Linked DNA regions of Homo sapiens: region 2 is linked to region 1. A link is a contact called in ENCODE Hi-C or POLR2A ChIA-PET data. All regions are on one chromosome and are shown on one strand. The core of a region is the stretch at or near the end of the contact, and the rest is flanking DNA. Distances in the headings are between cores, read along the strand shown. Region 1 overlaps CELF1 (CUGBP Elav-like family member 1). Region 2 overlaps MTCH2 (mitochondrial carrier 2).

Region 1 (3,920 bases), core at 710-3,209:
AATAGCCTTCAATTAATGGGCATATGTTTTCAGGTTTTGCTGATGTAAACAATGTTCTTATGAATGCCCCTTTGCATACTTTGTATACATCAGATACAAGATTATTTGTAAACTATATTTCTAGAACTGGGATTGCTGAATTCAAAGGGCATGTCTTTTTTTTTTTTTTTTTTTCTCTGTTTGTTTTTTTAGACAGGCTCTCTCTCAGTTGTCCAGGCTGGAGTGCAGTGGCATGATCACAGTTCACTGCAGCCCGACCTCCTGGGCTCAAGTGATTCTCCCGCCTCAGCTTCCCAAGTAACTGGGACTACAGGCACGTGCCACCACACCCAGCTAATTTTTGAATTTTTTTGTAGAGATAAGTCTCACTATATTGCCTGGGCTGGTCTGGAACTTGTGGGCTCAAGCAGTCCTCCCAAAGTGCTGAGATTATAAGTGTGAGCCACTGTGCTCAGCTCAGTTTTCAATATTGATGAGATACTATCCCTTTTTATATTTTGCAAGTGATATTATCCATTGAAAAATACTAGTGAGCTGGGCGTGGTGGCTCATGTCTGTAATCCCAGCACTTGGGGACACTGAGGCAAGTGGATCACCTGAGGTCAGGAGTTCAAAACCAGCCTGGCCAACATGATGAAACCTTGTCTCTACTAAAAAAATATAAAAATTAGCCAGGCTTGGTGGCTTGGGCCTGTAGTCCCAGCTACTGGGGAGGCTGAGGCAGGAAAATTGCTTACAACTGGGAGGCAGAGATTGCAGTGAGCCAAGATCATGCCACTGCACTCCAGCCTAGGCGACAGAGCGAGACTCTGTCTCAAACAAAAAAAAAAAAAGAGAATATTATTAATGGAGATGGGGAGGCCTAATAATTGCAATGTCAGTCAAGCAATTACCCTAAAGAGTTGCTAGAATAAACATAGGATCTGCAATACCCGGAAGATTTAAGAAACCCTCTTGAGATGAGCTTAATTATCAGCTGTAGCAACCATTATTGCTATTATTGTTGGAGAAGAGGCAGGTTGCCTAGAGGAGGTGGAAGCAGCTGCTCGCCTTCCTTTTAAACTAAATTCGGGGGAATTTGGTGATACTAGCTAAATCTGCAAGTCATCTCTATTTTACTTTCAGTGTATTAGAGCATTACTTTCACTCACTTATTATGATCTTGACCAATTCAAAAAACATTTGTGGTCCATGGGCCATTCAGTCCTTTTCTCTCTCTCTTTTTATTTTTATTTTTTATTTTGAGACAGAGTCTTGCTCTGTCACCCAGGCTGGAGTGCAGTGACATGATTTCAGTTCACCTCCTGGGTTCAAGCAATTCTTCCTGCCGTAGCCTCCCAAGTAGCTGGGATTACAGGCGCCTGCCACCATGCCCAGCTAATTTTTGTATTTTTAGTAGAGATAGGGTTTCACCATGTTGAACCCGGGAGGCAGAGGTTGCAGGGAGCCAAGATTGCACCACTACCCTCTAGCCTGGGTGACAGAGCAAGACTCTATCTAAAAAAAAATAAATAAGTAAATAATAAAGAGAGGCAAAGTAATATTTTGAGTTTCCCAATAAAAGGCATTTTACAAGCTGCCTTATTTTACCAAATACAGCACTGTGACTCAAGAAAGTCCAAGTCCCAGTGGTTGGTTGTGGAACCCAGGTCTCTTAATCCCTTATCTTCCCTTTAGTTCCTTCATCTGAAAAATGGGAATGAAAATGCTGAAGAATCTCCTTTGAGCACTCAGAAAAATAATTATAGTCCTTTCCAAAGGTTATGTGTTATAATGACTCCGCAAGAGACATCAAGATTATAAGGTGATTTTAAAAGTCGCTCTGACAGGGCTTGAGAAAAAAATTAGTCACATTCTGCCTACATGGTACTAACATATGGTGCAGCCCTGATGAGCTGCACAAGTGGGCTGAAATCAAAATGCAGTTGGAAAGAGGAGCAGTAGTGACTCACTAGATAAGACAGATTTGGCCTCATGGCAGGGCAGTGAAACTAAGAAGGAACTGTGGTCTTAGAACATGCCAGATTTGAGCAAGTGATCATGAATATTATGGAAAGGTTGAATGACTGAGCCTTTGGGTTTGAATTAGGTACTTTGTCTGGTGTCACAGTCCTTGGAGCGAGCACCCTCCCTCGGTGGGTTCAGAGCTCCCACTCCCTCCACCTCCCTCACTTCTGTGTATTACTTCTGTGTATCATTCCCTGTGCCTTTGAAGGTAGAAGCCACCAGGCAAATACTTAACACTGGTGTGCCTGGAACATTGGGTTCAAACTGCAATGATAGGTAGAAGCGTTAGTAATTCTGCCCAGAGAAAGCTGTGCATTAGCTTAGCTACCATATGTAAATTGCTACTGCTGCATCCAGCAATTTGTTGTCCATTGTTGACAGTACTGCCATGGTAAAGAAACAGGAACTATAGAAAGAATTAGATTCCTCCTCCCACCTCCCAGCTCTCACCACAGTAGGAAGCTGTTTGGGGAGCAGAGAGGAAATACGGGGGATTTGAGAGTTACACCCAGTGTGTGGGCATTTGGGGAGGAAATAGGAAAAGAGATTTTTTAAATTATTTTATTTTTTGAAACAAGGTCTTGCTCTGTCAGCCAGACTGGAGTGCAGTGGCACGATCATGGCTCACTGCAGCCTCAAATTTCTGGACTCAAGCAATCTTCCTACCTCAGCATCCAAATTAGGGCTACAGGCGTGCACTGCCATGCCTGTCTGATTTTTTTTTTTTTTTTTTTTGTAGAGATAGGGTCTTGCTATGTTGCCGAGGCTGGTCTCAAACTCCTGGGTGCTAGAGATGTTCCTGCCTTGGCCTCCCAAAGTGCTGGGATTACAGGCATGAGCCATCATGCCTGGCCAAAAAGAGATTTTTAAAAATGTTTTTTGCATGCTCTGTTTGCCTCATCTGAGTGCCTCTAAAATAGGGTGTCTCTCAGGTGAGACGACCTCTGGTTTAGGTGCTTATATACTCATGGAAAGATCATATAACTAAATGGGAGGTGAGCTAGATTAGGGAGGTAGTTCTATTTATTGGTTGTGAATATGCAAGGATGCTATTGGCAGAGTCAAGCTTTAGGCCATTTGTGGCTCTGATCCTTTAATAATGGCTGCTTACGAGAAAATGTTTATCATTGTTAGGTGCAAAAAAGTAGGTTGTGCAGTATTATACTTAGTATAATATTGAATTTGAAAATTCTGTGTATTTGAGGCCAGACATGGTGGCTCATGCCTGTAATCCCAGTACTTTGGGAGGCCAAGGTGAGCCCATCACTTGAGGTCAGGAGTTCCAGCCTGGCCAACATGTCGAAACCCTGTCTGTACTAAAAAATACAAAAATTAGCTGGGTGTGGTGGTGCACGCCTGTAGTCCCAGCTACTTGGGAGGCTGAGGCAGGAGAATTGCTTGAACCCGGGAGGCAGAGGCTGCAGTGAGCTGAGATCATGCCACTGCACTCCAGCCTGGACAACAGAACAAGACTCCATCTGGGGGGAAAAAAAAAAGGAAAATTTTGTGTATTTGAGTGTTTGTACATTTTATTGTATGCATGGAAGAAATCCTGGTAGAAGATAAACCAAAATATGGTTGTAAGTATAATTAATTAAAGTTGGGGAAATGGAAAAATTAAAACAGGAAGGAATACTTATGAAATATTTTGTTTAAAAAAAAAAAAAGAGGGTGGCCGGGCGCAGTGGCTCACGCCTGTAATCCTAGCACTTTGGGAGGCCGAGGTGGGCGGATCACGAGGTCAGGAGATCGAGACCATCCTGGCTAACATGGTGAAACCCCATCTCTACTAAAAATACAAAAAATTAGGCGTGGTGGCGGGTGCCTGTAGTCCCAGCTACTCGGAAGGCTGAGGCAGGAGAATGGCATGCACCCGAGAGGCGGAGCTTGCAGTGAGCTGAGATCACGCCACT
Region 2 (3,920 bases), core at 596-3,095, 100 kb before region 1:
GATAGTCCCAGTTTTGTCCTAGATTTAGTCACGTCTCCCAATTGGACCTCTCTGCTGATTTGGATTGGCTGATCTCATCTCGCTAGATATTATTTGTGTTTTGTTTTGTTTTGTTTTCCAGGGGAATATGAGCCGAGGAAATAGCTTATTTTTCCGGAAGGTCCCCTTTGGGAAGACTTATTGTTGTGACCTGAAAATGTTAATTTGAAGATGTGGGGCAGGGACAGTGACATTTCTGTAGTCCCAGATGCACAGAATTATGGGAGAGAATGTTGATTTCTATACAGTGTGGCGCGCTTTTTTAATAATCATTTAATCTTGGGAAAATTCAGGTGTTTGGTGTCTGCCTTTTTTGTTCTTTTTTCCAGCACAACATAACTTACCACTGATACTCCCCCTTTAGTTATTCTGAATTAGGATATTTTTGCTCCAAATTCTTATTTTACTTAACCAGAAGGGAAAAAAAGTTGTATTTTCCTGAAGCTACAGGCACTTTGTCATGTGATTTTTGAGTCTCAATTTAAGGCTTTGTAAAATGAAGAGTAGAATTCCAAGAAAAATGAGAAATAATTTTGTAAAACTTAACAAAATCACTAAATTAAACTATATGGGAGGTTATGAATTACTTTTTCTTGGGTAGACCCTAAAATGTCAGTAGCATGCACCAGAATCTGACTCCCATTATGCTTCTAAGCACATTTCATTGACCTTGTCTCTCATACTTCAAGAAAAGGACAGTACATTGCTACATTACCCTAGAAAGTCTGTGTGAGGATCTGCCCCTTCAGTCTGTTATTGCAAAGTAATAAAATGTCACCTACAGGGAGCCTCTGAGCCTACTCTAGTTCAAGAGGCTACCTGAAAAAAAATAAATAAGATAAAGGGTCAGCAACAACAAAGAAAAAGACAATTACAGAAAATAAGCAAGATTTGGAAAGGAAGTATAATGGCACTTTTTTCCTCAAAGGAAGTTCTTGTTTTCACATAAAATATGAAAAGCAGATCCTGCAGGAGTAACCCCCTTCTTTAAGAGCCAAGTATTTGCCAGTGCTTAAATTACACCATACAGTTCTAATTATATATAATCTTTTGTTCTTCAGTTTTTTGTTTTGTTTCCTTTTTGTTATTGTTGCCGAAGGTGAGTAGTTTTGCATTTCTGATGACAGCCTTGGAAAGTATATTTGTAACTCCATGTCTGGTAATGCCAACCCAAGTCGACATGGGTCTTAGGACACTGACCACCTCACATGCCATACCCTCAGTTAAGCATGTTAACATTTATAGGAGGAAAAAAATCACTTTGGGAGAAAATAAAATTCAACTCAAGCATAAAGCTTCTGTTTACTCAGGCCTTCTAAAAAGCAGGTTAAAATGCTCTAAAATGAGAAAGCCTGTGGTTTCACTTATTTATATAACTCACTGGGACATTGCCAAATGAGTAAGCACTTAATTCGCTGCTTCTGAGACTTCTCTGTCAAAACAGCCCCACTGATAATATTAGACAGAACGAGAATGCAGGGGTCTCTTCCCTCCCCTGGGGTTTAGGAAGCTCATGAGGAGCTCGGCTTAAAATGTCTTTGATGTCTCTTCCTTTGTCTCAAAAAGTAATGTCAATTTTATATACTATTTCAATATTACTATCTGCATTTGTTTTAATATAAAAATGTTTGCTGCCTACCTTTTTCTCCCAAAAAATCTTTAAGTAAAGATGATCTGGGAAAATGTGCCATGTTTATCCTGTGGCTTCTGTGAACTTTCATGCTTGCCTATTCCTAGTTGAGAAGCATGTCTGACTCTGATAACCAGTCTACCACCAGAGGACGCCAAGGCTTCAGTTTTTCCTGTGCAAGTTGGGTGGCTGAGAAATTTCTCCAAGGCCTAGGATTGCTCAAAATACTAGTCCAGCTGTTTCAGTCTTGCTGCATCCAAGCTAGAGGTCTAGTCAGAGTCCTATACCTATGATCCTCCATAATATCTTACTATAAGCTACTAACATAAAAGTCTAAAGATATTCAGGGGCTAGGAAATGCAGGTAGGTGCCATTAAGAAACACATGCGACCGGGCGCAATGGCTCATGCCTGCAATCACAGCACTTTGGGAGGCCGAGGCAGGTGGTTCACCTGAGGTCGAGAATTCGAGACCATCCTGACCAACATGAAGAAACCCTGTCTCTACTAAAAATAACAAAATTAGCCGGGCATGGTGGCACATGCCTGTAATCCCAGCTATGCGGGAGGCTGAGGCAGGAGAATCTCTTGAAACCCAGGAGGTGGAGGTTGCAATGAACTGAGATCACGCCATTGCACTCCAGCCTGGGCAACAAGAGTGAAACTCCCATCTCTTAAAAAAAAAAAAAAGAAAAAAAAAGAAACACATGCAAGAAATAATGAACTCAGTAAGTAATATGAACTTAGGCTGGTTGTGGTGGCCCATACCTGTAATCCTAACACTTTGGGAGGCTGAGGCAGGTGGATCACTTGAGGCCAAGAGTTGGAGACCAGCCTGGCCAATATATCTACTAAAAATACAAAAAAATTAGTCGGGCATGGTGGCACGCACCTGTAGTTCAGGAGGCTGAGGCAGGAGAATCGCTTGAACCTGGGAGCTGGAGGTTGCAGTGACCCAAGATTGTGCCACTGGGTGACAGAGTGAGACTCTGTCTCTTAAAAAAAAGAAAAAGAAAAGTAGGGGTTCTCTAGTAAGCCACTTGTGAAACTGGTTTTCCTTTGTGGTACCAAGCTAAGTTGCCACAAACTGTTCCTCTAGAGTATGTGGTGACCATTGAAACCTTGACTTAAGAAGAGTGTGGGGTGGGCTGGGGGCAGTGGATCACTTGAGTCCAGGAGCTCAAGACCAGCCCGGGCAACATGGTAAAACCCTGTCTCTATTTTTTAAAGAAATAAAGGGAGGAAAATTAGCTGGGCGTGGTGGCACATGCCTGTAATCCCAGCTACTTGGGAGGCTGAGGCATGAGAATCGCTTGAACCCAGGAAGCGGAGGTTGCGGTAAGCTGAGATCGTGCCATTGCACTCCAGCCTAGGCAACAAGAGTGAAACTGCATCTTAAAAATAAAGAAGGTATGGGTTTCCTGGAACTTTGGGGGATCATTATAAAAATACTAGGGTAAAAAAGCAACCTTAGTAATCCCAGCAATTTGGGAGGCCGAGGCGGGTGGATCATGAGGTCAGGAATTTGAGACCAGCCTGACCAACATGGTGAAACCCTGTCTCTACTAATACAAAAATTAGGCGTGGTGGCGGGCACCTGTAATCCCAGCTACTCAGGAGGCTGAGGCAGGAGAATCGCTTGAAATCGGAAGGTGGAGGTTGCAGTGAGCTGAGATTGCCCCACTGCACTCCCGCCTGGTCAACAAGAGTGAAACTCTGTCTCAAAAAAAAAAAAAAGCAACCTTAGGATGAAAGAAACATTCAACATAAGCCCTATATTCCATCATCTCTGTTACCTCAGCATACCTTGACTTAACTATAATTTCCTATTCTAGAAATGTCCTCCCCCTCTTGCCAGTGACATGTTTCTGTACTGTCAGATTCAGTTCTAGTGCCATCTCTTTGTGAAGTCACTGAGAGTCCCAACTGGGTGAGAGGGCTGTGCCTTCAAACTCTCCCTCCTTCAGAGCATGTAATGATAGTACAAACTAACTGACAAAAACTACATCCAACACCAAGTTCATGTTTTATACAGCAGGAGCATTACTTCTCTCTGATTTGAAAATCTGTGGGGGAAAAATATATATTTAGTCCTTTAAAACAGGCCAACTAAAACAGCCTGCTTGGATAATATAGTGAGACCTTTTCTCAACACAAAAATTTAAAAATTAGCCAGGCTTGGTGGTGTGCACCTGTAGTGCCAGCTACACAGGAGGCTGAAGTGGGACGACTGGTTGAGTCCTGGGAGGTTG

The links. A loop is a pair of places that touch in the nucleus more often than their neighbours do. ChIA-PET counts read pairs that join two places held with the same protein, here RNA polymerase II (POLR2A). Pooled maps may share reads with other maps.
Region 2: a loop to region 1 is called in a pooled map, with 2.8 times the contacts of the local background. The contact joins two enhancer-like sites. A Hi-C loop is called at or near these places in 2 of 168 maps with a recorded cell type or tissue (Right ventricle myocardium superior and naive thymus-derived CD4-positive, alpha-beta T cell), 7 of 37 single-sample maps with no recorded cell type and 7 of 50 pooled maps. POLR2A ChIA-PET finds 5 or more read pairs at or near these places in 8 of 52 experiments (H1, HEK293, HepG2 and 5 more).

What each region holds. Positions count from the first base shown.
Region 1 is chr11:47,513,515-47,517,434 of GRCh38, reverse strand. All of the region lies in intron 1 of CELF1 (CUGBP Elav-like family member 1), which reads left to right. Among named protein-coding and RNA genes, the nearest start is that of CELF1, 38 kb to the left of the region's middle. RefSeq lists a silencer at 3,736-3,875. Within about 2 kb of position 1,959, at least 6 of the 41 ENCODE cell types and tissues checked have a DNase peak (open chromatin) inside an H3K27ac peak, as active enhancers do.
Region 2 is chr11:47,615,121-47,619,040 of GRCh38, reverse strand. It overlaps MTCH2 (mitochondrial carrier 2), which reads left to right. Exons shown (of 13, transcript NM_014342.4): 13 at 122-1,724. The coding sequence ends at 208. Among named protein-coding and RNA genes, the nearest start is that of C1QTNF4, 23 kb to the right of the region's middle. RefSeq lists a silencer at 1,429-1,488. Within about 2 kb of position 1,845, at least 2 of the 41 ENCODE cell types and tissues checked have a DNase peak (open chromatin) inside an H3K27ac peak, as active enhancers do.